Linked DNA regions of Homo sapiens: region 1 is linked to region 2. The links are chromatin loops, found by intact Hi-C in ENCODE. Cell type or tissue: dorsolateral prefrontal cortex. All regions are shown on one strand. Links, peaks and the distances in the headings refer to the core of each region. The heading gives the core; the rest is flanking DNA.

Region 1 (15,903 bases), core at 4,753-12,752, 290 kb after region 2:
ATCGAACAATGCGTGGATAAAGAAAATGTGGCATCAAACAATGAGTAGATAAAGAAAAAATGGTATATATACACCATAGAATACTACTCATCCATAAAAAAAAGAACAAAATAACGTCTTTGGCGGAAACTTGAATGGAGCTGAAGGCCATTATTCCAAGTGAAGTAACTCAGGAATAGAAAACTAAATACCATATGTTCTCACTTATAAGTGGAAGCAAAGCTGTGGATACGCAAAGGCATACAGTGCAATATAATGGACTATGGGAACTCAGAAAGGGGAGGAAGAAAAAACGACAAACTGGGTGCAATGTACAATACTCAGGTGATGGGTACACTAAAATCTCAGACTTCACCACCATACAATTCATCCATGTAACCAAAAGCCATTTGTACTCCAAAAGTTATTGAAATAAAAAGATGAAAAACAAAAGTAAAATGTGCAGAAATAAAATAAAGAAAATATTGGTTGATGCCAACAAACACAAAACAAAAACACAATAAAACAACAACAAATTCACACGTCTTGGGAAGCCAACGACAGATATTTTTGAAGGACATTGGAGAAGTCTCCTTTTTCAAGGAAAAAAACAGTATTTTACTTTGAAATAATTATAGATTCATAGGAAATTGGAAAAATAGAACAGAGAAAATCAGGCGCCCTTTACCCTGATTCTCTTAATGGATACTGCTTAAGGAAATACAATGCATTGAAAAATCAGGAAATTGAAATTAGTGCAATGTGTGAGTATAGCTCTGTCACTTTATCACATGTGTAGCTGACTTCACCACCACTACAGTCCAGCCACAAAACTGCCATCACCATACACACCTCCCTCTTGCTACTCTAATAGACACATCTAATCCTCCCATTCATCCCAACCTGGCATCCACTAGTTAGTTCAACTATATAATTTTCTCATTTTGAGAATGTTACATAAATGTAATCATACAACATGTGACCTTTCAAGTCAGGCTTTTTTTCAGTGTAATTCCCCTCAGACTCATTCACCCAAGTGTTACATTATTAACGGCTCACTCCTTTATGATGCAGAGTAGTGTTCTATGACATGAATGCACCATAATTTGTAAAATTATTCACTCATTGAAAAATACGTGGGTTATTTCCAATTTGTGGCCATTACAATGAAAGCTTCTAGAATGTCCAGAAGCATATTTTGTGTAGACACAGGTTTTCATTTCTCTGGGACAAACGTTCAGGAGAACTAAGTCGTATCGTCGGCATACATTTTTTTTTTTTTTTTTTTTTGAGACAGAGTCTCGCATTTACTTTTTAAAGAAACTACTATTTTCCAATATTTTCTAGATGCACCAATTTATATCTCCACCAGCAACGCATGAAACATCCAATTTCTTTGCATCTTCCTGAGTATTTGGTACTGTCACTACTTTTTATTTTAGCTGTTCTAATAGCTAGTGATCTCTTATTTTGGTTTCAATCTGCATTTCCACTGAATGTCTTTTTCATGTTTTTGTCATCTACAGACCCTCTTTTGCAAAACAGGCAGAAGTCAAGGAGTACCATGAGTAAAAATGCTGAACTTGAACCATCTTTCTAATTTATTTTCTAGTCAATGACAAGTGAAACAATAAACTATGTGATCTCCAATACTAGTCCAACATGGGGAACAGCCAAGGCCAGGTTTCTCGGGTCATGAGGCATCTCATCACTGCTAATTCAGGGAGAACTTAGAAAGAACAGCCTCTGTGCTGGAGTCAGTGTACGAGAAAATGTTCCAGAAGCAGGTATGAATGAAGCAGTTTGGGGCAGAAGACTAAGCAGGTGAGAGTGGTGAATGCTATCCGGCCCTAATGTGGAGGGGGAGAGGGGTGCTTATTCATGTCCAGTATGGAAAGTCCAGCTAAAACCTCTGCAGGAGCCACGAATACACACTTCCATCATCACTTCCAAGAAGTGAGTTGAAAAAGACACAGTTGCTTTTTAAAAAGATTTACTTTGCTCCCACAAGAAAACGTACAATAGTAAAATGTCTCGTCTTTTGCCCATTTTAGCATTAGATTTTTTTAATTGTAGAATTTTGAGAAATCTTTATGTATTCCAAATATGGCCACTTTCTCAAATATGTAGCTTAGAAATAGTTTATTACAGTCTATGGTTTGTCTTTTCATCCCCTTGCAGAGCAGATGTTTTAAATTTTAATGAATTCCAACTTATTGAATTTTTACATTTATGGACTGTGTCTCTGGTGTCATGTCTAAGAACACTTCACTAAGTTCTAAACCCCAGAGGTTTATTCTTCTGAAAGTTTAACAGTTTTACATTTCACACTTAATCCAACACACTTTAAGTAAATTTTTATATAAAGATTAGGGTGTAGGTCAAGATACAATTTTTCTTTTTTCTTTTTTTTTTTTTTTTTTTTTGCTTATGCACGTCCAACCACTCTAGCAGCATTTGTTGAAAAGACTATTCTTCCTCCATTGAATTGCTTTTATGCTTTTGTCAAAAATCTCTTGGCTGTACTTATGTGGGCCTATTTCTATGTTCCCCATTCTGTTCCATTGATTCATGTGTCTATCCCTACAACAATATCACAGTTTTTATTACATTACCTATATTGTAAGAATTCAGATTGAATAGAGTGATCCTTTGTACCTTATCCGTCTTTTCCAAAACTGTTCACCTATTCCAGCTCCTTTGCTTAACCACATAAATTTTAGAATAATCTTTTATATTTTTGGGTTTTTTTGAGACAGGGTCTCGCTCTATCACCCAAGCTAGGGCACTGTAGCACGATCATAGCTCACTACAACCCCAAATCCTGGAATCAAGCAATCCACCTGCCCCACGGTCCCAAGTAGCTGGGACTACAGGCACGTGCTACCACTCCCAACTAGAACAATCTTTTCTGTACCTACACAAAGTCTTGCTACGATTTTGATATGAATTACATTAAACCTATACATCAATTTGGGAAAAATTCACTTTTTATAGACACATAGTCCACTTTTTATAGACATGGACATGTTGAACACGGCATGTTGGCCACAAATTTAGCACTTTGATTTCTGTCATCGGTATTTTGTAGTTTTCAACATCAAGTGCTGTATATGTTCTGTTGGATTTATACCTAAGTGTTTTTTAAAGCAATTTTAAACAGTATTGTATTCTCTGTCAATTTCCACGCTTACTGCTACTGTATAGAAATGTGATTGATTTTTGTATGTTGATCTTACTGAACTTATTCTGAGTTTTTTTTAAATAGATTCCTTGGAATTTTCTACGTAGATAGCCTCAGCCTCCTCCCTGCGCGGCAACTGGTTCCTCCCCAGCCCTATGGGGCTCACGCGCACGACACAGCCACAAGATGTCCGCTCTCCACATTTTTTTTCTTTACTCTACCAATCTCCTATCAGTGAAGAAAAACTAAGAGAATGGGTTCCTATAATACCCACCTTTAAGGAATAGCTGACGGAAGCACACCAAAAAAATAGAAATAAGGGGAAAAAAGGTGGGAGGTATTTGGGGTCATCTGGAAGGAAAGAAGAAAGAACAAAAAGTGCAAAAGTATAGATGAATCGACTTTTCTCTATTGTCTCTACATTTTCATTGGTGTATTTAAACCATTTACACTTACTATAATTATGGGCATTCTGGGGCTTAAGTTCACCATTTTTGTTTGTTTGTTGTGGGTGTTCTCTGTTTTCTTGTTTCCCTGATTTCTTTTTTGCTTTTCTGTTACTTGAACATTTTATTGAAATTCTATTTTGACATACCTATGGCATTTTTGTGTCTCTCTGGATAGCTTTTTAGTGGTTGCTTTAATTATTGCATTATATCCACAAGGCTTATGGTGTGTTAGTATCAACGTTTACCAGTTTAAGTATAAAAACCTTACCATTCTTTAAGTCCCTTATCCTACACCAAGTATGACTGTCATAAACATCTCCTCTATATCACTGTGAACTACATTTGACAATGTTATACTTTTTACATCAACCAACAAACATAATTTAGACAACTCAAAAGGAAAAGAAAAGTCTATTTATCTATATTTCTGCTTTTTCTGTTCTTTTTTCTTTCTTGATGTCCCAAGATAACTCTCATCTTAATAAAAATAAAAAATCGTTTATGGAGTGCTTCCTTTACCTGTTCTTTAAGGGTAGGTATTATAGAAACACATTCCTTTAGTTTTCCCTTCATTTGAGAATGTCTGAATTTCCCCTTCATTCCTGAAGGATAGTTTCACCAGCTTTAAAATTAGCAGTTGACAGTTCTTGTCTTTCAGTAAGTGAAAAATGTTTGCCACCTTCTTGTGGTCACTACAATTTCTGATGAGAGATCATCTGATGACATTCAAATTGTTTCCCCCTATATGTCAGGTACTGTTTTCTCTGGCTGCATTTAGAATTTTTTTTCTTTGTCCTTAGTTCTAGAAGTTTAACTACTATGTTTCTTGATGTGCATTTCTTTGATCTTGGGATTCTCTCGGCTTCTTGAAAGGTTATGTGTTTTAAAATGCCATATTCAGGAAATCTTTAACCATTATTTCTTTGAACAATTCTTCAACGAATTTGCCATATTTTAAAATGCCATATTCAGGAAATCTTTAACCATTATTTCTTTGAATAATTCTTCAACTCTACCCTCTTTCTCTTCTTCTTGGATACTGACTATACAAACATGAAATCTTTTATTGTAGTCCCAGAAATCTCTGAGGCTCTGAGGTTTGTTTGTTTAGTCTGTTTTCTCTGTTGTTCAGATCAAGTATTTTCTATTTTTTTTATCTTCAAGTTCACGGATTCTTTTCCCTGTCCTCTCCATTCTGCTGTTGAGTACATCATCAAGATTAATTGAATTTATTAAATTTTCTAGTTCTAAAATTTCCATTCAGTACTCTATTATCTCTTCTATTTCTTTGCTGAGACTTTCGATTGCTTTGATGAAATGGCCTCTTTTTTCTTTCTATTTCCAGCATGTTTGTAATTCCTCATTGATTGCATTTTTATGACTGGCTTTAAAATGCTGGTCGGACATCTCTAACATCTGTATCATCTTGTTGTGGGTGTTTCTTGTCTTTCCTCATTCAAGTTGAGATATTCTTGGTTCTTGTTATGATCAATGATTTTCACTAGAAACCTGGACATTAGGGGATATCATGTTATGAGATTGTGTATGTTACTTTAGCCTTCTATTTTATCAGGCCTCTTCTGACACTGCACTAGTAGGAATCCAAGAGAAGTGCCGCCCTTCATTTCTGCCAGGTGGCAGGTGGACATCCAGGAGCCCCACTTGGCCTCTCTTGACACCTGGGAGTGGGAAGTTGATTCCTTGTTCCTCCCAGGTTTGGGTGAAAGCTCCAGCGTCCCCTGGGCCTCTCTGCTGATGTCTCTCCTGGGTAGGAGGTTATTATAGACTGATCCTTTGTGTCCTCCCCAACTGATTCGTATTTTGAAGCCTTAAACTCTAATGAGATGGCATTTAGAGATAGGACATTTGGGAACTAATTAGGGTTAGATGAGGTTATGAGCACAGGGCACTTATGATGAAACTGGTTCCCTTATAAGAAGAGACACCAGAGAGTTTGTTCTCTCTCTCTACCTGCCATGTGAGGACACAGCGAGAAGGTGGTTGTTTACAAGCCAGGAAGAAAGCCCTCACCAAGAAATGAGCTGGCCAGCACCTTGACCTTGAACTTTTAGCCTCCAGAACTGTGAGGAAATAGACGTCCGCTGTCTAAGCCCCAGTATTTGTGGTGTTTTACTATAGCAGCCTGAGCTGAGATAGAGGTGCAGAGGGTTCTGTGACTGCTCCTTATACGCCTCCACTGACGCTCTGAGTGAGGAGGGCCCTTGTCACCACTGAGAAGATGGGAAAATCCTGATTCTCCACTAGGCCTCTTCTGATATCACCCCAGTGGGGAGGACAAGGGACACCCTGACAGCACCAGGTAAGGTGGAAGTTCAGGCGCCTCAGGTGCTCTCTCCAATACCGTGAGAGGGAACGCGTGACCACACCGAGGAGACACAAGCCTTGGCCCCACACCCATCCTTCTTTCTTACCATTCTGATGGGGGTCACGCTGAAAGTCTAAGCTCCCTGCTCAGCCTTTGCTTGGGGGTTTGTGAATATGGCCACAGTTTTCTTCGGTAGTATTTGGCTATAGCAGAGTGGTTATTGTCCAAAAGTTTTCTGTCATTCTAAGCTGCCTCCTTTGTGGTCCTTTGGGAGGAAGGGGAGGGTTTGGGGGTGCTTTTCTTGTCTGTGCCCACTGGCAACTGGACTGTTAGCTTCTCAACACCCAGTGCAAGCTAAATGAGAGAAACGGAAAGCTCAGAGATGCCAGCACTGTGCCATTCATCAGGTCTCAAGGTCCTCAGTCTGTCTGCCTTCTTCTCTCCACTGTTCAGTATCTTCCTATGCTTTTCATATAATGTTCACAGTTTTTAGCTGTACTCAGGACAAAAAGGGAAAAGTCCATCTAATTCCATCTTTCTGAAAGTGCGAGTTAAGAGGCCTCTTTTAACAGTCTTTCTCTTCCACAGATTGATGATCAGCAAAATAAGATTCAAGGATCATTACCACATAGAAATACTGGTGACAACAATAAAAGCAGCAAAACCTACTGTAGGAGTGAAGTGGGGAGAGGAAATGAGTAAGTTATAAACCACATCAGCTTTAGAAGTAAAACCAAGTACTTTTTGCACATCTTGCTTAAGGCAAAATTCAGATTTGGGGATGAAGATGGTCAAAGAATCATGTGGGGCAAGCAGTAAGAAGACAGTGAGACAAAAATGACTCAAAAAAAGGGGTATTAGAGTAAGTTCAAATCACATTGTCTTAGCAACAAACAGGAAACCTTTTTCAAGGCCTCGCACCAACTTCTAATGAAGCAGAGCTGAAGACAGATTCCCCATATTACTAGCTAAACGTCACTCAATTCCATTAGTTGAAGATGAGACCTAATTGCTGAGAAGAAGCAGAGGCAGAAGCTCCAAATCAGTGACTGACACCCTGAAGACACACTGTAAATTGCAGCGGGAAAGAAAGGGATGAGTAATTAGCACTACACAAATTTCAATATCTTGGCTTTTCTTATAATTAGCAGACAAGCAATTTAAAAACCACAGCCCTACACAGAATCATTATCATTGTTTTCCAAAAGTAAGATAAACAAACCTAGCATGGGATCATTGATGTTCACTTCATTCACTTCCCCTACTTTTACTGTAAGAATTAGTCAAATGGCGAGAGAAGGAAAATCTAGAAAATAAAACATGCCTTTCATATTCTGATTCTTATGTTTAAGAACCTGAGAGAGTATATCTCATTCAAGATCTTTAAAGCATTTCTAAAATACAAGTTCTATTTCGCACTACCATTCCATAAACAAGATGAATTTTTCCATAAACCGTATTACTTATGAGTTTTTTTTTTTAAAGGAACTTCTATGGTAAATATCAGAGGTCTCCTATCTACTGTTAGACACCCTACAGTATTATAAACAATCAAATGTTCTTAGAGTGAATTGCTTTGTTATAATTACATTTTAGTCCCTAAATTCAATACACTATTTAATATAAGAACTGACACAACTCAAAAATAATTAAATATATATTATTTCATCCTTTGATTACTTTTGTTAACATTGTTTCAGAAATCGGCACCAAAGGATTAGAAATTTAGACAATAATTACATAAGATACAATTATTGCTGCTTTTTGAGTAACCTTAAATGTAGGTAACAACACACACACACACACACACACACACACAAACACAGAGAAATGTAAGCTCTGTGAGAAAGAGAAAGTTGGACTACATATTACAGAGCACCATCACCAAATCCTGGGCTCAGATGAGGATTATATAGGAATTAGTGAGGGAGGAGTTTTCATGCCTATCAGTTAGTGATCCAATCAGTTACTGGTCAATCAAGCAATCAATCATTCCTTGCCACTGCTCTCCACATATGCAACGTGTCCCTTGGACGTCAGGGCACAGCAAACATATACGGTGCAATGTGTACAAGCAGAGATCACGTGATTGGGGGATCCAAGGAGTGGAGGATGACCAAGATCACACAGTGGAGCATGGATCTGAACAAGGACCACAGTGAGTGGTGGGAGCTTAGGGGAGTCTCACAGTGGAGAGAGTGGCAATAAGATTTAAGTTGGCAGGACATCATCTCTAGGAGGAAGTTAAAGACATGGGAGCAAGAGGAAATCAGCCAGGAGACAGTTTAGAGTGAGAAGAGGATCAAGTATTGCATAAGAACAAGGGACAAGTGGGAAAACCGGAACGCGGAGAAGAGGCTGAGAGGAACGAAGGAGGAAACAGGGAAGAACGGTGGGAGGAAAGCAAAAAAGAAGATGCCAGGAAGCCAATGAGCGTCAGCAACTCCAAATGCTGCAAAACCCGAAATAAGTGAAAAGTAAAATTGCTCATTAGCTTTGATTGTGTCATCACTGCAGAATGAAATAAGGTAATTTGGGTGATGACTTCCAGGTGATTACACTGCTGGTCTTCCTCTGCCCTCTACTGCACATACAGGCTACGTCTAGCGGTTGCCTTCTCTGTTTACTTCTGAAGATTTATGTCACCGGAATAATAAGTGCATGTTATAAGGAAAATGTACACATGATATAAATGTCTCAATTAACTGTGTTGAGTTGAAATGCTTAATGCACTAACAATGTAATTCTCCATGTTTTATAGTTCTGACTGCAAGGATATTCATATCAAAGTATGGTACCTCCAATATAATAAACTATTATGCACCCATTAAAAGGACATTTAACGAAGTTTTTGATAAATGAAAACACCTATGATATAATCTGAATTTTAAAATCTTTACAAAGCAGCTTATCAAGTAGGAACTCCATAACAAAAAACATATGTAAGAGAAAGAGAAGACATGAGAAAATGCTTATGGGTGCCTATAGAAAACAGGATTATGAGTGATTTTAATCTACTCATATTCTTCAGCACTTGTATACTACGATGAGCATCTATTTGGCATAATATTTAAAATCATGGAAAGGAATAATTAAATCCTATTATAATGACAGAATCCATTTCCTATCCTCCTGCAAGTGTTTAGGATGCAAATTCTTAGACGGAAATACTTATTTAATTTGCTGTGTGAGGCGCCTAGTGTAAGTAGACCATGCTGTCTTGTAAGAATTCTGTGATCAGGTACTGATAAATATTTTTAGCAATTAAGAAAGAGTGACTTATGTAGTAATACAGAAAAAATTCACATCATAACAACTGTTAGTCTCTAATATGTAGAGTCTCTAATATGTTTCCCAATGAAACACCTTTATACCTGCTTTCTGGGAAAGCATTTCTATCCTGGAAATATTTTCATGTTTGGTAGATCAATAAGAAGACACTTGAAGAAATTCTACAGAACAGAAATGCCTATTCTAGGAAATGTGCTTGTGTGTTTGTACGTGTGTTTGTTAGCTTCTCATTCCACAGAACAAATCATTTTCAGTAAGGCCTGCATGTCACTATTAAGAATCCTGTTCTAGTGCAATGGTTCACAAACTTACGATAGGAATTACCAGGGATGTTTGTAAAAACGTAGGTTCCTGGGCTCAAACTATGGAATCAGAAACTCGAGATGTGGCCCAGAGACGGATGTTTTTCAAATGTTCCCCAGAACATCAGACACACCAAGACAGTGGCATTGTTTTCCAGGGAATGTCTTAGAACATCCACTGGATCACCTACTGTCTCAATTTCATATGCTTTTCCCCCCCCACCAACATAAATACATTCTTTCCAGACCAATGTAAGTGCCAGAGGTAACCAGAGGTCCCCGACTGAGGTGTAATTTCTAATTTCACTACCTGGAATCCATCCTTCTCTGTACACGGCCAAGTCCACTACAACTTGGCTGCTATTCCCCGCTTGCCAAGCGTGGCCACCCTCTGATTCAATCTAACTGTGAGTGTCTATGAGAGGAGGGTGTTGAGCTAAATGAAACCTGCATGAAGTACTGTGAAAGCCAGGCCTTGCCTTCATGCACTGCCCAACCTAGGAGGGGAAGTGACCTCCCGGTGGCCATCTCTTAGATTCGCCTTTCTCACATCTCAAAGAGCTTTCACGAAGTCTTATGCAGTGGGCAGGGCACAACTTAGTATTCCTATACGAGTTTGGAGACTGAGGCAAAGAGCAATCTAAATTACTTTCCCATTGTCACAGTGCTTAGTCTTTTACAATTTGCCTTCCAATCGGGCACACTTTTGGGCAAGACAGGTATAATCATAAATCATAAAAGGTGAACTATGACAAATACTCCCAAGAAAGATACAAACAAAATGCCACAAAGGTCTGGAGGAAGAGTCAGTCACATGCAGGTGGGACGAGTGAGGGAGCAAGGCAGCATGCAGCTGAGTGTCAGAGCATGGACACAGTCCTGGGGCAGAGGTCAGGGTCAAGGCAGAGACAAATGTGCAGGAAGGAGAAAATGAGATGGCTGCGGGGACCAGGTGTTCACTGCAGCTTCAGTATACATAGCTAGGGGATAGCAGAGATTAGGCTGGTAAAAATTATAGGCCAGTGCCAGAATCTAGAGGCTATAACAATAGATTCCCAGATACTCCAGGGATGTGAAACTAGACCTCCTGTCACTATCTTGCACTTAGTTGATGATGATCTCCAAGAGAGAAAGATAACAATTATAGCCAGAAAAAAACAATAAAAAGAAACTATTCATAATAGCAACAAAAATATAAAATATCTAGCCACACAAAAAACATGGCATCTATGAAAAAAACATATCAAAGGTCACAGGAAGATACAAAGAAAAGCATGGATCAGCTGACGGACAGATAATACTTCTGGAGGAAATGGGGCAATGTTGTAAAGATGTCAGTTCTCCTCAAACCGATTTATACTTTTAATGTAATTCGAATCAAAATCCTTAACATGTTTTTTGAACTGTCCATTGTGATTTTGAAACTGGTCCAAAGAATGAGGAAGTAACACTATGAAACAATACAAACCAAATAACGAGAGGGATTTGGAATAATGAATATTACGACATTTTTATGCAAAAAGGGAAATTAGTAAAAGAAAAACAGGTTTACAAAAGAACAGAGATAATGAAGAAAAAAATTTGGTGTTTATATAACCACACAGTCTCAAAGTAGCATTATAAATGAGTATACAACATTTTATTTGTAAAAAAACAAAAATTATTAATATCGTTAAGAAATATGTCTACACTATTACATAAGATATTAAGTCATATTAATATATAATATGGCATCTAAAATTTTATTATATGTCTAAAATATGTTCATTTATTTTGTAAAAAAGGCTATCATCTCAACAGAAAACTGGCAAATATTACAGGTACACACGTGAAATACTACTGGATGATATATAAATGAAAATATTAAATTACCAAGATGCTACCTTTATCTATCATATTAATATATAATTAAAATAGAAATGTATTTGCCAGTGCAATACTCGATGGTGCCAAGGATACGTAAACTCGACACAAATACCACTTGAAGGCATGTATAAATCGATGCGATTCTAGAATACAGGGGAATGTTTCATATTGTATATTACATTGAATAGATCAAAGAGTATAAATATTCTATAATGTTTCATAAAATATATGAATCACCTCAAAAATATTTATACCCTTTGACCAAGTAATTCCAATTCTAGATTATCTAGTAGACTAAATAAAACATGTAGCCAAGAGTTTATATTTTTATCACATCAGTTTAAATAAGCACAAAAATTGAAGGACATAACTGAAATGTACCCAAATAAACAAATAATTTATGCTACATAACTAAAATACAAATTATTCAACAAGCTTAAAATATGTTATTGAAAAATATGTAATATAAGAAATCCTCTCTGTTTAATGATCATTTAAAGAGAATAGCAAAACTAACTATATAGTATGATCCCAAATTCTAAATACACATGGGCACAGGTGCACACACACAGACACACACATATACACACTAAAGAAAAGTGCAAGAAAAAGCATTTTAAATAGTAACAAGTTATTTTGGGCTGGTGGGATATCTTAGGTTACTTTTTCCTGATTTATTCCTATTTTTTTCTTAGTTGTCTATAAAGTTTTAGAATCAGAAAGAATTTTTTAAGAAAAAATGGAAACTTGAAATTATGTTGGGTCTCTGAACAGAAATCATAATTACAATAAAATTATTAATATAAGTATTTACTTAATGTCTGTCTTCCAACTCAATTATAAGCTAAATGAGAGTAGGAAGCATAACCGTCTTGCTCACAGCTATATTCTGAGTGCCTGGTACATTGTAGGAGTTTAATGAATACTCATGAATGAGTAAGCAAAAATAAAGGGGGACAGACTGAAAGACCCAGCGGGAGGGGAGTGGAAAAGCAAGGTCATAGTGAATCCTGCAGGATAAAAGGCTCAGATAAGCTATTACCTTCTTAAAGACACCCCCATTGCCTCACATTACCTGCCTTATAATACATTTTCAACCCACGCTGTCTGAATGAGTAAGTAGATAAGCCAAGTATTAACTCTTAATTAAGGCAAAAACAAATACTACAAGCCCCCTATTTTTTAAATCTCTGACTTCTACGCATTCACACCTGAAACTAGACCTTCCAGCAAGGGGTGTGTGTTTGTGTTGGTGCTGTGCAACCAAGGTCACAAGAGGAAAAATCAATAATATCAGTTCACAATGCATCATGGTAGATAATCATATTTTTCCTTTTAAAATATCATGCCGGCAGAAAACATTTATCTTCTACTTTGTATTTTGAATATGACTGCCTCCTTATACAGATCCCTGAAAAGGGGAGAGAGTATCCTACTTTTTGAGCCATTTATAACATGCTCCAAGTCCTGTAACGGAAGCAAAGTGCTACTTGGACTCCAGTTGTTTCTTCAATGCAACTCTTTTCTTTGTATTTCCACAGCTGAAGTGGAGGGAGGGGTCCACTGTGATCCAAAATTAAGCCTGTGATTTATCTTGTACTTCGAGTAAGAGCCCTGACCTCTTCCTATCAACATAAGACATTTTCATTCTATGGCATTTTTTACTCTGTGGTAATCATAACAACTTAAGAAAATTGGAGCCTTTTTATTTCTTGCAAATCTAAAGTCCAGAATTCTCTATTGCTTTTCGTATACATTTGAATTCATGTTGAAAGGTGATTCTAAGGAATGAAACATTGGTGTAATTATCTACAATAAATTGGTAAGCTTCCTGTCAAATGATAAGAAAATGAGAAATGAGTATTTTTCTCTAATAAGTTGAAAATTTTTTCTTCCAAATAATTTTCTTTGAAGGACAAAATCAACCAGTGAGGGCAAACACACTGTCTTTGAGTAATTCTAGAAGGTCACAGAGTCCTGGAAGGAAACATTAGCCCAGTGAATGCCTATAGACATCCAGGCTATAATATGAGTGTATTTTATTTCTGAAGTGTTTTGAGACTGTCTATTATGAAAGTTCTTATATACACGCAAAGTATTACTTTTAAATTTTCTTGGATGTCTAAAGACAAGTCATATGGTTTTTATTAATATAAGGTTTATTTTGACCTTGTAGTAGAGAGTTATAATCAACTTGAAAAATATATCAGTATAATGTTACGGGGGTTAAGATTAATATGGAATCTTACAAAAGAAGACCTGCTTTCTTACTTTCTATAAACAACATTGTGTGATGTCTTCCTGGTGACTTATCTGTAAAAGCTATACTATGATCTTATAATTCAATCAATATCAGTGAGGCCACTCGACGCAAGATTTATTGGGTTTCTCTTTATCCTAAATGCCAGCAAAAGGTACAAGCTATCCAGTGGGTTTATTTTTATAATCCCTACACGAAAAATTTGAAAGAGAAACAATGTAAGGATTATAAAAGGATAAATCCCTGCCACTATCACTGAACATTAACAATAAGTCTCAAGTAAATTATTATACTTTTGTCAAAAAATACAATTTTTCTCATGACCCTCCAGGAAAAAAATTTCTAGTTACAGTAAAAAAAAATCAATATCATATGATGCTTGAGACAGAAGTATAACCTGTCATTTAGTTCTGGATTTGTGCTAATCGTCATGTGGAAATTCAACTAGCAAGCCCTGGAAACATTAGCGTCGTGATGAGGTAGGTGACGCCCTGCATCTAGAGTCACTGGGCTATTAGTCCCAGCTTCCATTCCAGATTTTTCCAAAAGGTTCGATCTGTTCTGTGTCATAAACATGCCTAAGAACATAATTACCACTGGGTGCTTCTCTAAGGCATTATTCTAAGAAATGGATGAATATTTTTGCAAAAACATTTAGCAAATATATTTTGTAGCTTAACAACTCAAATACAAAACATTCATTTCCACACGGATGATCAAAACAAGTATTTCTAAACTGAAAATATTTTTGTTTGCAATAGACACACATGTTCTGGCTGTCAAAGCATTTCTAAATAAAACATGGTTTTTTGCAAAAGGTAATTTGGCAGATATGGGCCTGTGTAGACACAGACTCAAAATAATTTAGAATTATGAATGGATTCATTGGGAAATAAAAATAATAACTTCCAATTATTTGCTTCCTCTGTAGTAGGAACGGAGCAAAAGCCTTATATTTTTCATCTAACCTAATCCTCATTACTAAAGTAAGAAACAGAGAGGAAATCTGAGGCCTAGTAAAATTAAATAATTTGTTCAAAATTTCACCAGTAGTAAAAAGTCTGTAATAGGTGGATGGCATTTAGTTACAGGCAGCCACAACAAATAATTTTAAAAGTCCTTTTTAAAAAACAAGAGATTATTTTCTCATATAACAAAAAATACTACACGTAGGGAATCCAGAGCCAGTACAAGAACTTGATAATGTCTGTCAAGAATGCAGGCCCCTCCCTCTCTCTGTTCCACCCTGCTTAGCTTGTACCAGGTTTACTGTCTTATAACGGCAGGATGGTAGCTACACCTATAAGCACTAGACTTAGAAACAACTGCACACAATCCAACAGGAACAGGGAGGAGGGAGAATAGCAGGCTCCAATGGCTCGGGCTGACATCTTTGTGGGAGAGGTGAATCATCAGGTCCCCATAGCTGCAAGGGAAGCTGGAAACCTGACAGAAGCAGGGTTATCATAACGTTCTTAGGAAAGAGGGTGGCAAGCATTTTCTGTAAAGGGCCAGATAGCAAACAGTTAGGGTTTGCAGGCCATATGGTCCATCCCTGTCACAACTACTCAACTCCACATGTAGAACTGGAAAAACCACCACAAGTGACACATAAATGAATGGGTGGCTGTGTTACAATAAAACTTTATTTACAGGAACGCAAGTATAGCAGAAGGTGGGAACATGGATGGATTGGCCCCTTGGGCAGTAGTCTGCTGACCTGTCCTAGAGCAATCATGATTCATCATAGGGTCGGGGAGGTGGGAGGGAGCTCACAGTGCTGTTCTGAACAAAATGGCAAACTCTAAGGAAGGCAGAGGACACAGGACATGGATTGGCCATGAGCGGTGTGTGCCTCAGAATGGAGGCAGGATCCAAACTGAGGCCTGAAAGACTCCTCAGCCTGTGCTTTCAGCCGCTGTAGTATTTTCCCTCTAAAAAGTTCACTGTAGCATCCAAGAAGATAAACACTGGAAGATACTTTACATACTATCTACTCCAACATACTAAAACTCTAGATGAGGAAACTGAGGTCTGCAAAGCTAAGTGACTTTCTAGAAATCATGCTGTTAGAAACAAAGACGAAATTTGTCTCTGGATTCCTCTGCACCACTACTGCTCCTGCTTCTAATTATAATACTAACAACGGCAGCAAAGCTGGCATTTGTAGAGCATTTATGAAGTGCTTTGTGTTAATTATCTCATTTATTCTTTATAACACTCCTTCAGTATAGATACAGTTATTA
Region 2 (15,903 bases), core at 3,667-11,666:
GAGGAAGGGCTGGAGGAGGGACCAAGGGCTTGGGTGCAGGGCTGGCTTTCAACATATGTGGGACTGTAGTGATCGTTTTTATTCTTTGTGCTTTAAGGGATTTCTAAATTTTTATTAATCAGCATGCATAACTAGAATAATAAAAAGTACAAATGTATTTTACATTTTAATTAAATTTAAATATTACAAGGTATAATAGGGAATCACAATTACGAACACTCATCCTATTAAAAAACTAACCGTAGGACTGAGTAGAATGAAGGATTCTGAATGTTTAATATGTTTGTTACCTGCAAGCATTTACCACAAGACATACAACAGCAGGTGTTAAGGTTGAAAAAAAAATCATAAGAAAAAGACTTAATTTTTCTTGATAACTGGTAGAAGGCCACCATTCTTCTGTTTCAGCCATGGGACGCCTTTGTCCAGCCCAAGGAAAACACGCAGAGGCTCAGTTTGAGAACTAGGATGGCCTCTCCCAAATATCAAGGTTGCCGTGGAAACTGGTGGCAACTGTTGCATTAAACGAAAATCTCCATTTCTAACACTGTGCAATGCCGACTCACTCATGTGAAAGAATAAATTTTTAAGAAGGTAAAATAACGGCTCTAATGCAACGATAGAATCAACATGTATCAAAGATTTTAGTTGTCATTAATTTATGAGGGAACCAGTAAGACGTTTCAACTGTATCAAAAGAGAAAGTGAACAGCCCACAACATATTGATAGTGCAAAAATGAATTTATAAATAGATGCAAAACGGGTCAGTATCTGCAGAGCAATAGCCATATTTATATTCTACAGGATAAAATTTGCATTTATTTGCATTTCTTTGGAAAAGAAATTTGCATTACTCAAAGTGCACTACTATAAGATTTCTACAATTTACAGAGATAAGTAGCCCAAAGACGATGGAAAGCGCGGGTCCCTATCGAATCAGATAACCCTGAAGGGCGCTAGATGAGACACTCAGTAATCCTTTTTATGGCACACTGCAAAGTCTTTCACAATTCTTACCTGACAGTCTCCCTCCACAGGATCATAATAATCTCAAAGAAAGATCATTTTTGATCATAATCGATAAGCATTTTAGAGAGTGGGCCAAATGCTTTCATTATTCAACAGAATTCTCAGCCTGGTCACAGGGTCCCCACTGTCAAGCCATCAAGAATCCCTGCACTCTCTCAATGCAGGGATCCCCCAGGCTTCCCTCATCCGCCACCTGGCCTGACCCTCTGCCCTCCTCAATCCACCAGGTGGGTGCCTTGACCCAGGCCTAGGACACTACTGCCCCTCTCTGAGTCCCAGGCTTACTAAACAGGCACCTGGGACAGGAGAACCATCAAACTTCTCAGAGAGGCAAACCCTGGCATGCCTGCAGAGGGCCACGTGTATCTCCCATCCAGAGATGCACCTTGAGTCCCGTACATGGGTGCAGGCTCAGTTCAAGCCCCAGGCTCTGCTCCACAGAGCTCGGAAGAGGCCCTTCTGCAGTGGCAGGAATGTCGTCAGGGCAGAGGCTATCAAGTGCCTGCCTCGGCCACTAAACCATGTGGGTTTGGCCCCTGCAGGATCCCCGGCTTCCAGGAGAATGGCATCCCAGTCAGCCTGCCAGGAGGAGCTGGCTGTGGAGTGTCTCCCAAGTAGCCGGAGGGACAGACCTAGTAGATGGCGCTATTTAGTGCTGACCACTTGCACACGCTGAGTGGAGGCCAAGTGCAATTTCCATTTTAGTGCACTTGCTGCTAAGCTGTTCTTTCTGGCTCTAATTAGCCAGCATGTTCAGCTGCTTCTTAAGGGCATTTGTTGCTAATAAAAATAAAAACCAGACCACTGGCCCAGATGATGGTGGTACTCTTCCTATTTGCCACAGCAGGAAGACACGGACCAACCAGCTGGTAGCAGCACAGGCTGCTTCAGCCAAGGTCACGGGCTTCCTTCACACAGTGGAAATCAGAACAGGCAGGAGGCAACCATGGTACCCACTCTAGATTCTGCATGCCACAATACCCACACTCCAGGCTCTGAAGGAAAGACAGCTGGGAACGTCGGCCAGCTTCAGGAGAGCCAGAGGCTAATATGGGTGACTGACGTTCTCTGTCCCCTTCTGAGTGAAATTAAGCAGCTGGACACCTACAGAGCCATCTTGTGTGTGCCAGGCACTGTGCTGGTGTCACAGCACAGAGGACCAACACAGGGACCCCACCTGCCCTGAAGGGGTTCCCAGTCTTGCCAGGAGATGGACACAAGCCAGGAGTTACGTCGCAGGTGCGCAAAGGGAAGCATGTAGAACAGCAAGGGAGCCCTGAGGAGGGAAAAGCCATTTCTGCCTGGGCGTAATGGGACTTGCAGAAGTGATATTTGATCCAAGCCACCAAGAAGGAGGAAGAACTTTCCCAGGTAACACCAATACACGCCGCCAGCAACGCCCCAGCCCCATCTCACGGGCAGTTGTTTCCCACTGAGCCTGGGGGCCTGGCACTGAGGGGTCCTTGCTGATGCTGTCCCTCGTCGCCCGTCTGGCCCAGGTCTCATGTCACATCTTCTTTGAAGACTTTCTCTGACTTGCCTTCTATACAGTCACATCACTATGTACGTACCTAGCCGGGAACGTGCGACGTGGAGGCTGCATCGATGCCTCTGACTGTCTCCTTGCTGTTCGCAGTGGACACTGATCACGTCAGCTCTGCACCCAGCACCCAGCAGAGTGCAGAGCAGATGCCCAGCTGGCTTCACCGCTGTAACAGGTAGGTGGCTGGCTGGATAGTTACACACGAAACCTGCTTCTCATGGAGGCAAGCTAACTGGCTGGAGGAGCCAGTCATGCCATCAGCTGAGAAGAGCGCTGGCCAGGCATCTCAAAGCCATGCCTTCTTTCATGGAAACGGGGGAAGGTAGAATGCCTCTGTTTTGGAAGACGGTCCATGACTGTAATTTTCAGTGCATCACAAGAGGACTCCACTGGAGAGATGAATTTCACCTCATTTGCTGAGTACGTACTAAGTGCAGGGAATGAGGAGCACGAAGACAAAGGAGACACAGTCCTGAAGCCCGAGGCGACAGCGCCTGATGGGGGCTGTCCTTAGGGTGGATGCGAACCAGAATTCAGATGACACGAGCTCTCCCCTGTCCCATTCTCTCCGTCCAGATCACTGTCAAGTCCTGTTTTACGTACAGGCAGCATGGCCACGCCATCCTCAGGAAACTCTTCTGTACTCTCAGAAGTTATCTGAATCAGTAACACCCTGGCCTTCCCCGTTCGGTCAGAGCCGTTGAATGGAAGCTAAGATGGCCGTCTGCACACACGCTGGTTTCTATCCTGCCCCATCTCTGGGAGGAAAGAGGCCCGAGTGGGAGTTGCAGAGGCCCCCCGCAGGGGAAGAAGGGCCTGGACTCCGGCCTCAGAGATGCCCCTGCAAGGGGGAGAAGGGCCTGGACTCTGGCCTCACTCCGAGGTGGTGCCCAGGACTGGAAGGTGTAACCTTAGAAGCCTAAGACCCGGAATAACATACTGCCTCTGGGCCTTCCCTCGGTGAACTGGTTTGCGTGGTGCAGAACTCAAATAATGGTTCTTCAGATTCACAGAGTGGCTTCCTCCACGTCCACACAGACCAACGCCCAAGTGTGGCCTCTCCCTGAAGCCCCGCTGTAGTGCAGGACAGCACACTCTGCTTCCGAAGGCTCCTCTGCGGATGCCTGACACTCGTCATGAGCACCGGCTCTGGAGTCAGACAGCACAGGGATCCCATCTTCCCCTCCCATCGCCATGTGACCCTGGGCAGTTGACAGTGACTTACAGCCTCTGCACATCCATTCCCGTAGCTATGAAATGGGGATTAAACTGTGTGGCTGTGGTGTGAACATGCAGTATTATCAGAAGGGAACCCCCAGGGAAGGGCGAGGGTGTAGAAAGGTAATTAGGAGAAATAAAGTGAGTTATCTCAATAATTGCTGGGGGCGTGTACAGGCTGACATCAGCTGGGAAGAGCCACGGCAGAACTCAGGCTGAATCTGCCCAGAAAAGTGAGCAGCACCAGGGACCCACGGGGAGCTGGGTTTCAGGGGAGGGTACCCGAGAGTGCACCACTCCTAGGTGTCCTGAAAACAGGGACCCGTTTAGAACACCAGTATCATCCAGAGACAACCACAGGCCGAATAAAGTGGATCGTGTTAACAGCCAGGATACCTGCATCTGGCTCTGCCTGGGGGAGGCTCAGGGAAGGAGACCCTCATCTGGAATAAATGATGGGTGATGTGGGTCACCTGTGTCCCCACCCAAATCTCATCTTGAACTCCCATGAGTTGTGGGAGGGACCCGGTGGGAGGTAACTGGATCATGGGGGCAGGTCTCTCCTGTGCTGTTCCCCTGACAGCAAGTCTCACGAGGTCTGAGGGTTAGTACAAGGGGAGTTTTCCTGCACAAGCTGTCTTCTCTTGTCTGCCGCCATGTGAGACATGACTTTCACCTTCCACCATGATTGTGAGGCTTTCCTAGCCACGTGGAACTGTGAGTTCTCCATTAAACCTCTTTCCTCTGTAAATTGCCCAGTCTTGGGTGTGTCTTTATTGGCAGTGTGAAAACCGACTAATACAGATAGGATAACAGAGGGAGGCCGGCAGCTTACGTATTAAAAGGTTAAACTGGACGCCAGGCGCGGTGGCTCATGCCTGTAATCCCAGCACTTTGGGAGGCCAAGGTGGGCAGATCACAAGGCCAGGAGTTTGAGACCAGCCTGGCCAATATCTACTAAAAATACAAAAATTAGCTGGGCGTGGTGGCAGGTGCCTGTAGTCCCAGCTACTCGGGAGGCTGAGGCAGAAGAATCGCTTGAACCCAGGAGGCAGAGGTTGTAGTGAGCCGAGATCATGCCACTGCACTCCAGCCTGGGCGACAGAGCAAGACTCCATCTCAAAATAAACAAACAAAAAACAAAAGGTGAAATCGGGCTGGCGTGCTGGAGAGCTTCTTTGTGGAGGTAATGGATTATCTATCATGAAGGGTGACAATCTAGCTCTATGGGTTTCCAGGGGAAGGAACATGCCATGAGATGAGATATTTGGCCCATTCAGGGAGTCAACATAAAATCCGTGTTGAGTTTCATGTGTCCCGTGTGGCTGACCGGTGTGGAGAAAGAGCACAGTAGCCCAGGGTGACCCGAGGCTGCACAGGGAGCGAGGCATTTGGCTTCTATATTGCACGCAGCAGGAACCCCTGCAGGACGTGGACAGGGGAGTGGCCTGGTCTGGGTATATCTCAGGAAGATCAGTGTTGCTGCTGGCAGGTGAATGGTTTGGATGAGGAAACAGGGCCGGCTGGAAGGCTGCTGCAGTGGTCCTGGCGAGAGGTACCAGTGGTCTGAGGCAGAGAGGAAAGGGATCAGAATCCTAGTTAACAGACTGATAGGACTGCTGATGCAGGGGGTGTGGAGGTGGGGGCTGGGGTCCAGGGAAAGGAATTGGGGACCATTCCTAGGGTTCTGGCAGAGGAATATAGAAATGCGGGGTGCTGGGAGCAGAGATTTGGGTGGCTGCAGGAGTGAGGTAAAAAAAAAAAAAAAAAAAAAAAAACATTAAAAAGATGGATGCAGTGGGAAGAAGTTAAGCTGGAGAGGCCGTGAGACAACCCGATACAGATGTCAAGTTGCTGGGCCCCATAAGTGATCCTGGAATCCTGGGTGAAGGATACAAATGTTCGAGTCATCAAGGAAAATATGCCACTTAAAATCACAGGAGTGCATGCGATTTCCCAGGAAGAGATTCCAGGGAGAGCGGAGAGGCGTGAGTGGGTGCACACGGCGGGGCACACGTCACCCAGCCAGCTGGGAAGAGAAGGGAAGGAGGGCTTGGCGGCTGGAGGAGAGCCAAGGCTGTGAGTGGCCCACGGAAGGAGCATGTTTCATGTAGAAGAGTTCCAAGGATGGCGGTAAATGGGCAGAGGGGTCCTGGAAGGTGAGTCAGGAAGAGGGTGCTGAACACTTGACACCACGTCTACACCGGAGAAAACCTCCCACAGACATGAGCAGTGGCGGCGACGGTGAACTCTCAAGTCACCCAGGTGGCAGGCATTGTTAACCCATTTCCAGCTCGCCCTGGGAGTGACACTGTGCGGGGCAGCCCTGTGTGCACAGCCCTCCCATGGGGCCCCAAATCCACTCTCCACCAAGAGCCCCTCTAACTAAGGACTTCTTCCCTTCCCTCTCTCAGGTCCTGCATGGTTTTTTCTTTCCTAAAGGGCAGGCTGTGTTTGAAACCCTGTAAAGCATTACAGCATTTTAGTAGTTGTTTTGGGTCTGACCCAGAAGTAAAGGTTAAGGACATTAAGAGCACACACAAAAATCTGATTATCGTCCATGGTGACAGTTTCATTTTGCTACTTACTGTTTTCAGAGAGCTCCACGATGTAATAAAGAATAGGACTGTTTCCATCAAAGGGCCGGACCCAAGAGAGCACCACGGCGTGGCTGTGGGAAGAATTAGGGCTGACCAGGAGGTTCTGAGGTGAATGAGGCAGTTCACTTGAATTGAATGGGATGAAAAGGAAAAAGAGGAAAACACATGTCAGAATCCATGGTGAGCCTGAGCTCTTACAGCAGACCGTCCTGCTGTGTCATGTTTGGGAAATGAATAACATAAAATATGCCCAAACACAAATATTAACTCTCTTCCCCCCAGAAAAGGACACACAAAACCCAGCTTCATTATTCACAGTGTTACTTTGTTTTCTGGTCATAATTTCATGGAACCCTTATGCTAGCTACCAAAACAAGTACTGACGCTGTCACATAAATAGGGGGAGGGGACGCAGACGTTTACACATACATTATTATTTTCTGTTTTTTATAAGACCAAGTCTCGCTCTGTCGCCCAGCCTGGAGTGCTGTGATGCAAGCTCGGCTCACTGCAACCTCCGCCTCCTGGGTTCAAGCAATTCTCTGCCTCAGTCTCCCTAGTAGGTGGGATTATAGGCGCCTGCCACCATGCCCAGCTAATTTTTGTATTTTTAGTAGAGATGGGGTTTCACACCATCTTGGCCAGGTTGGTCTTGAACTCCTGACCTTGTGATTCACCCGCCTTGGCCTCCCAAAGTGCTGGGATTACAGGCGTGAGCCACCATGCCCGGCCTACACATACATTATTTAATTGAGAAAACGTGGTCAACAATTTGTTTTTTACAACTAGAAGCTGGTCATGGAAATGCCACATATGCAGGAAAAGTCCCGATACATGTAACGGGAATGTTTCCAACACTAGCCATTTAGAGTTATGAGCGAAAATGCCTGCATGTATTCTTAGACCACACAGTTGCCGCATTTATTGACAGCATGAGGTTACATTGTCATTATGTCTTCTGCTGGAGTTATGGGGATTTGGAGGAAGTGTGGTGAAACCACTCACTAAAATCCCATGGAAATGGTAAAGAACACATCAGCAAGGCTATGAAATGGAAATGCAATTAAAGCGAATAAATTCTTTAAATAAGTTACTAGTTAAAAAAAAAAAAAGTTTTTACTGGGACTTAACCAGTGACAAAGCTGCAAAACCCTACTACATGGTTTCTACCAAGGCTGAGTCTACAACCTTAAAACCATGAGCTGCCCGGGCCCTGTACTGAACCTTCACGTCTCCTGAATCCGGAGCAGGACCCTGTTCCGGGGCTGTCCTGGATGGCTGCCCCTCCATAAACGCTGCCAGGCAGTGCCGGGAAGAGGGGATGCTGAGTGTGACCCGGGTCACCGCTAACCAGCTTTTGGTCTCTCAGACATCAGGTACTGCTGACCCACACAGGTCAGAACACAAAGCCATAATTATACTTGATATTTTTAATTTTAAAAATGTACTCATTACATTTTGAAATTTATTAAGCTGTTTTGAGCTTTCAGTTCCCCAAGAAACAGCTCTAACCCATACGCACCATTTATAAGCATACTAATATTTCTAATGTAGACTGCAACTACATTGTACATTAGTGCGATAAAGAATAAATGCGAGCCCAGGATGTCGTCTTGTTTTCTCTTTAATTGTGAATTAAGTTTTGAATCAGAAAAGGAATAGTTTGTTTCTTTTATTTATTTTTTGTATAGACAGGGCCTCACTATACTGTCCAGGCTGGTCTCAAACTCCTGGCCTTGGGCGATCCTCCCCAACCTCGGCCTCTCGAAGTGCTGGGATTATAAGCATGAGCCACTGCACCTGGGCAGAGCTGTCATTTCTATTTGAGTTCTCCAATAACCGAATCTCCATTAGAGGCGGAAATGCCAGTTATCAATTCTACTCCTCCCAAGCCCCATTTCCTATTCCCCCTGCTGCAATCTGAATCGGTGTGGTCTGAAACCAAACCAAAGTTGTTGAAAAAGTCCCACCTGAAAAGAAAATATGAATAAATCTGACAGATATAGCCAAATAAGATGGTTTATCATAAAGAATGTATCTGATCTGAGATGGAACTTCCAGACTGTTTTAGTTTCCTGAGTGACTGGGACGGTTTTCGCCACCATGGTGAACCTCTCAGACCACAGCTGAGCTTATGCTTCTTGGGTGGACTCATGGTGGGCCCCAAGATCCTTCCAGGATGGGTCTGGCCATGCTGGGAAGGCCAGTCATGGGGATAAGAGGGTTGGGGCTTTGAGCCAGTGGTGACGGCTCAGCCTTCTGACCTCTGGGGAGTGGAGGGGGCTGGGGACTAGGTTCAACCATGCAGCCAGTGATTCAACTCTGGGAGGCTTGGGGTCGGTGAGAGTGGTAGGAATGCAGGATTTGCCCTGGGTGGCAGAGAGGCCAGACAGGGTTGAGGGAAAATGCACTGGCCTGCACAGAGAGACCAGCAATGAGCTTATGTTCACAATTTCTGGGATGTCTTTTTGACATTGGTTCTGGGACCCCAAGGGCAGCTCATTGGAAGCCGTTCTCACAGACTGGACACAATGTCAGATGACCATCTGTAATAGTCAGGATGGGAGATAGGCCGTGAAACTAAAGGTGGGTTAGAGGCTCGAGGAGCCAGGCAGCTCTGCAGACACACACAGTAGGAGTTGGAGAGAAGCCAGGGCAGGAGAGGGTTGTACAGCCAGCTCAGGACAAACCTTGCAAAACAGACATTCTCGGGCCAGGTGACCATATGCTATAAGATGTGAACAGGCTCCTGGGAGACAACAGAAATGGGTGACCTGTGGCCCCTGACAAGCTGCTGTGTCTCTGCACACTTTCTCTGATGACCTCAAGGGGGTTATGTTTGATCGAATTCTAAATTCTAAAAGTCTGTCTTTCTCACAGAGGTGAAAATGCGGCCTCTTGCACTTGATTTCAAATCACGCTTCTCTTAGCCCAAGGTGAGAGTGCACACAGAAACAACCCATCTGCCAGGTGGGTGGACTGCCTTTCTCTTGAGGCTGCAGTGCTTTGCAGACACTCACTTAAATGGAGGCTACTCACGGGGCAGCTTCTGTCCTCCAGGGGTCAGCTCTCACAGTCCCTGGAATATGCTCACACATGTCCCTCCATCCCTCTGCCCCCTCTCAGCTAGGATGTGATTCTAGTCAGAGTGGTTTCAGATTTTCCCCCTGCCAGCAGACCACAAGCAACAGATGAGAAGTATCTACCCGAAGCAGGCACACCCAACAGCAAAAACGGTCGCAACAGCCTGAGATTGAGGGATGTAAAAAGATTTTTTAAAAGATTAAAAACAAATACTTAAAAACTTAGAAAGCAAACTAGTCTTGAGGCGTTTAGTGTAGGCGGCAAGAGCTACCCGCCTGGCAGTGCCCGAGGACCTGAGTGCCCGTGATGTGCAGAGACGCACACGTCCTTCTCTGCGACTGTCCCCCGAAGTCACTCCATTGGCTCAAAGTCACACTCAGTGTGATGGCCCAGGGCAAAGTGTGATATTTTGGTAAATCACAGGACTCAAGCATTGGAAGGAAATATTGATTTTTCCCAGTTTCAGTCTCTCCCCTCTGTGAAAATCCCCTTGATAATATCTCTTGTGTTCAATATCACCTGTTTCATAATGTGAAGGGCCTTGTGATAGAGAGGCATGTCTCAGAGATACTGCACGTTCAGTTCCCGACCACCACAATGAAGTGAATATTGCAATTTGCAAGTCACACACGTTTTGGTTTCCCAGTGCATATAAAAGTTCTGTTTATACTCTACTGCAGTCTATTAAGTGTGCAATAGCATTATGTCTAAAAAACATGTACACACCTTAAAGATACTTCATGCTAAAAAAGGTGATCATCTGAGCCTTCAGTGAGTCACAGTCTTTTTGCTGGTGGAGGGTCCTGCTTGGATGTTGATGGCTGTGGACTGATCGGAGTGGTGGGGCTATAGGCTGGGGGGACTGTGGCAATTTCTTCAAACGAGACAGCAGTGAAGCCTGGCGCATCAACGGACTCTTCCTCTCATGAAAGACTTTTCTGTAGCATGTGATGCTGTTTGATAACATTTTACCCACAGTAGAACTTCTTTCAAAATTGGAGTCAATCCTCCCAAACCCTGCCACAGCTTTACCAGCTAAGTTCATGCAATATTCTAAGGCCTTGTTGCCATTTCAACAATGTTCACGGTATCTTTGCCAAAAGTAGATGCTGTCCCACACCACTTGCTTTGCTCATCTATAAGAAGCAAATCCTCATCTGGACAAGTTTGATCATGAGATTGCAGCAGTTCAGCTACATCTTCAGGATCCACCTCTAATTCTAGTTCTCTTGCTGTTTCCACCACATCAGCAGCAACTTCCTCCGTGGATGCCTTGAACCCCTCCAGCCTCATCCATGAGGGCTGGAATCAACTTCTTCCCAACTCCTGTTAATATTGATATTGTGATCTCCTCCCATGAATCACAAACATTCTTTTTTTTTTTTTTGAGATGTTGTCTCGCTCTGTCGCCCACGCTGGAGTGCAGTGGCACGATCTCAGCTCACTGCAAGCTCCGCCTCCTGGGTTCATGCCCTTCTCCTGACTCAGCCCCCCGAGTAGCTGGGACTACAGGCACCCGCCACCAAGCCCGGCTAATTTTTTGTATTTTTAGTGGAGATGGGGTTGCACCATGTTAGCCAGGATGGTCTCGATCTCCTGACCTTGTGATCCACCCACCTCAGCCTCCCAAAGTGTTGGGATTACAGGCGTGAGCCACCGCGCCCAGCCCACAAACATTCTTAATGGTATCTAGAATGGTGAATCCTTTCCAGAAGGTTTTCCATTTACTTTGCCCAGATCCATCAGAGGAATTATCATCCATGGCAACTATAGTCTTATGAAATATATTCCTTAAATAATGGGACTTGATGGTCAAAAGTCCACCTTCATCCACAGTCTGCAGAACGGATGTTGTGCTAGCAGGCATGAAACCCACATTCATCTCCTTGTACATTCCCATCAAAGCTCTAGCATGACAAGGTGCACTGTCCATAAGCAGTAATATTTTCAAAGGAATTTTTCTTTTCTGAGCTGCAGGTCTCAAAAGTAGGCTTGAAATATTCAGTAAAACATGCTGTAAACAGAAGAGCTGTCATCCAGGCTTTGCTGTTCCATTTACAGAGCACAGGCAAAGTAGATTTAGCATCGTTCTTAAGAGCCCTAAGATTTTCAGCACAGTAAATGAGTGTTGGCTTCAACTTAAAGTCACCAGCTCCATTAGCCCCTAACAAGAGAGTCAGCCTGCCCTTTGAAGCTTTGAAACCAGACATTGATTTCTCCTCCGTAACTAGGAAAGTCCTAGATGGTATCTTCTTCCCATAAAAGGCTGTTTCGTCTACACTGCAAATTTCTTGTTACTGTAGCCACCCTCGTCACTGTTCCTAGCTAGGTCTTCTGAATAACTTACCAAGTTTCTCCATCAGCACCTGCTGCTTTATCTTGTACTTTTATGTTATGGGGACGGCATCTTTCCTTAAATCTCACAAACCAACCCCTGCTAGCTTCCAATTTTTCTTCTGCAGCTTCCTCACCTCTCTGTCTTCACAAAACTGAAGAGAGCTATGGCCTTGTTCTGGGTTAGGCTTTGGCCTAAGGGAATGTTGAGGCTGGTTTGATTTTTCTCTCCAGACCACTCAAACTTTCTCCACATCAGCAATAAGACTGTTTCACTTTCTTATCATTTGTGTGTTCCCTGGAGCACTTTAAATGTCCTTCAATAACTTTCCCTTTGCATTCACAGCTTGGCTAACTGGGGCAAGAGGCCTGGCTTTTGTCTTGTCTTGGCTTTCGATATGCCTTCCTTACTAAGCTTCATCATTTCCAGTCTGCTTTCTAGTGAGAGACGTACAACCCTCTCTTTCACATGGACACTCAGAGGCCTTTGCAGGGTTATTAACTGGCCAAATTTCACACTGTGGGGCTCAAGGAATACAGGGGCCCAAGGAGACGGAGGGAGACAGGGAATGGCCTGTTGGTGGAGCAGTCAGAACACACAAGGCATTTATAGCTTAAGTTTGCCATCTTAACATCGGCGTGGCTCATGGTGTCCCAAAACAATTACAATAGTAACATTCAAGATCAGTGATCAGGGAGTGCCATCACAGATACAATCATAGTGACAAAGTTTGAAACATTGTGAGAATTCCCAAAATGTGACCAGAGACACTAAGTGAGCAGGTGCCGTTGGAAAAATTGCATCAATAGACTTACTTAACACAGGGTTGCTGCAAACCTCCAGTTTGTAAATAACAAAAACAAACGTGCAATACCTGAGGCATGCAATAGAAGATGGCGTGCCTTATTCTGGAAATATAAACTATTTCTTTTTTTCTTTCTTTTTTTTTTTTGAGATGGAGTCTCGCTCTGTAGCTCAGGCTGGAGTGCAGTGGTGCAATTCGGCTCACTGCAACCTCCGCCTCCTGAGTTCGAGCAATTCTCTGTCTCAGCCTCCTGAGTAGCTGGGATTACAGGTGCCCAACACCACGCCCGGCTAATTTTTGTATTTTTAGTAGAGACAGGGTTTCGCCATCTTGGCCAGGCTGGTCTTGAAATCTTGACCTCGTGATCTACCTGCCTCGGCCTCCCAAAGTGCTGCGATTACAGGCGTGAGCCTCTGCGGCCAGCCACTATTTCTTTAAATGATAAGTTTTGGTTATTTGGAAAATGAAGCTTTGTGAGATCCTTGACTAACCCATCAATAACAGATAAATGAGGCTTTAATATATTCTGAATCCATTTCAGAAAATCTTATCTAATGGGGATAGATTGCGTCGAAGCATTACTCTGCCAGCTTTGAAAGGAGATAAATGATCAGTAGAGTGACTCACAGACAGTGATAAGCACAGAGGCTGATAAATGGAAGAGGTCCCAGAGAACAATGGAAGCGAAGCCCAGTGCTGAGTCACTTTGTAATTGAAAGAGAATAGGGGGAAAACCACCGTCAGGCACAGGACACCTCAGGAATATCAGAAATTAACAACAACAGTAACGGAAACCCAACAGTACGGGAGAGAGATGAAGCAAGGTGTGTGTGAGAAAAACAGTTTTGAAAAAGACTCGAAAGAAAGCAATTGGTGAAATTGTGGCTGTAGGGGGAATTGCTCTGGCAGAAGAGGATCAGATAAGTACTTTTTTTCTACATAAAAAGCATTGGCCCTTTAATGCACAAATGATGACTTGGTCAAACCCATCTTCTTTGACTTCACTCTGAGGATGAAGATGACAGGGCTTGATAACTCTGGGGGAAACAGTATTAAATTCTTCACTCCTTACGAGGGCTCTGTCAGAACTGGTTTTATAGAAAGAAACCTCTCCCAATGCCTCAGGGTCTCCAAGTCAGCTCTGTAAATTGGGTTTTCTCTGTACTCCAGGCCCATGAGAATTAGACTCTGATTTCAGGAGGAGAGATGAAATGCTAATTGGGTCTTTAAATGATTTAACAATTAATCAATCCATAAGGCCTTAGGAGCCTGGTCCCTCTGGTGTGCTCAATACAGGAAGATGCTTTGGGGAATATGAAGTCATCCTGGAAACTGGCTCCTGTCCCCATGGCACTAGAAAACTAGAGCAAAGACGCTACTAAAACAAGGGGTGACCAGCATTTAATGATGACTTGTCTTGTTAATTTACAGGCTGCCTCATGGAACCATCTGGAGTTTAGAAGCCTCTTCTCTCAGTGGGGGGATGAAGGCAGAGCCCTCCTAAATTGGTCCTCCTCAGTAGGGCAAAAGACACCGTCTCATTTCAGCTCAGTAGGTGGAGTGAGGCTTACCCAGACATTTATTAGGTTCCTACTGTATACCTGGCACTGGTCCAGGCATTGAGGGCTCAACAGCAAACAGACACATCTCGAGTCTAGTGTCAGAAGGTCATAGAATGTAGTCAGAATAATGCAGGGTAAAGGGCTAGAAAGTTCCCAGCCCCAGGAGGCAGGGTGCTGTTAGGAAAGGGGGGAACAGCATTCTAGTATAAGATGGTAAGAAAGCACGAAGAGCTAGGACTTAGAGCATCCCTCCCCAACTGGCTTCCACAACAGGATCTTACAAACCCGGGTGGGTGCCGCCCTCACAGCCGTCCTTTGAGATGAATGATACCATGCCCAGTCTACAAGGTGAGAGGCAGAAGCTGAGAAGTGAGGGGATTTGTCCAAAGTCACACAAGTAGTGAAAGGTGAGCAGGGCCTCCTGTGCAGCCCTTTGCTCCTATTGGCCCCACTGCTGTCCAGCAGCCCCATCAGGACTGCTGTGGGTGTGATGTGGGTGTGGGGGCCGCCCCTCCACTCAGCCTCAATGAGGTGAAGCTTAGTGCTAAGTGTAAAACTCGGGGCAAACAGACGTGAGAAGAGGCCAACGGCTGGTCTATTTTTGAAAAGCTCACTTCAGATGCTCGTAATTTCTATATTTAATGAAGCAGCTTTTAACTGAAGTGGAGAGGCAAGGAGAAAACAGGCTTTCAGGCTCCTCTGAAGGACATTGTTTAGTCATAAGCACCTCTCAGTCCCTTCCCTTTGGCAATATGAGATTTTTCTCTTGCTTTTTTTTTGGTTATCTGAGTAAATGATGGAAACACTACAGAGCTCAGTTTGAAAGTTACCCAAGAAGGACAGAATGCCCTGCAATCACGGGTTATTATTATTATCATTCTATTGCCATTATTGTTGTAGAGTCAAGCTCTGTTGGATCTAAAGACACCCCATGAAGGAACACCTTTCCCAATTCATCCAGGTTTGGGATAGAGGAGCCTTCGTGACACTAACAATTCACGAGGAACAACTGTCTTCCAAATCAGTTCTGTAACCAGTTTGTACTTAAATTAGTTTGAATCACAAATTTGCAGAGATTTCTATATTTAGAGATGAGATGTTTTACCGTTAGAGAAAGCCTATTATTTTATACATACAGCAACATTTGCTGAAAAATGTATTTTACTTAGAGGAAATCAAATAAGCAAATAGTAGGGAAGACATGTAAATCAGTAGACCATAAAACTGTGCAGAATAAAAAGAATGGGCTATATTGGAAGTATGCAATTTGGCTTCTGCTGACAGAGTCTTTATGAACTGCTAACGCTTATTTATTTGATACCAACGATGGATGATCTAAGGTTCTCAAAGGTAGCTTTAAAAATGTGCATAATACAACAGCTCCTAGGAACTCACTGGCCATATCCTCCTATATTATCAAAATGAAAAAAAAAAAATCCTCTGTCTGAGACCCGAAAGGAAGGAGGAAAGAGGCAGGAGCAGGGCTGGATGAGGGCTTTGGGTACTCACTGTTTGGGTTTTGGTAGAACGACCTGAGCTTACTTGTATACCCATGGTGGGGAAACCAGGGCATGTGAGCATCAAGGTACGAGTAGGGAACAGAAGGAGGCCCGCCAATGGGCCACCAAGGCAGACACACATTCATTCATTCCTTCATGCATGCACGCAGGCAGCAACCAACCAACATATATTTATTGAACAACGGTTATACAACAAATACTACATC

What was found. Hi-C counts contacts between places; a loop is a spot of excess contacts. Peaks named below come from ENCODE experiments on the same cell type or tissue, not always from the same donor. Only the 100,000 strongest peaks of a DNase experiment are listed, where the experiment ranks them.
Region 1: it touches region 2 in a loop (2.6-fold over the local background); 2 of 110 quality-filtered maps call a loop at or near these places.

Annotation. Positions count from the first base shown.
Region 1 is chr7:3,688,427-3,704,329 of GRCh38, reverse strand. All of the region lies in intron 4 of SDK1 (sidekick cell adhesion molecule 1), which reads right to left. Among named protein-coding and RNA genes, the nearest start is that of SDK1-AS1, 340 kb to the right of the region's middle. In dorsolateral prefrontal cortex, for the core only: a CTCF peak has its summit at 8,507 (motif pointing left); no DNase peak of the experiment used is centred there.
Region 2 is chr7:3,977,799-3,993,701 of GRCh38, reverse strand. SDK1 (sidekick cell adhesion molecule 1) reads right to left here. Exons shown (of 45, transcript NM_152744.4): 14 at 6,380-6,516. Among named protein-coding and RNA genes, the nearest start is that of SDK1-AS1, 630 kb to the right of the region's middle. In dorsolateral prefrontal cortex, for the core only: no CTCF peak of the experiment used is centred there; a DNase peak (open chromatin) is centred at 7,681.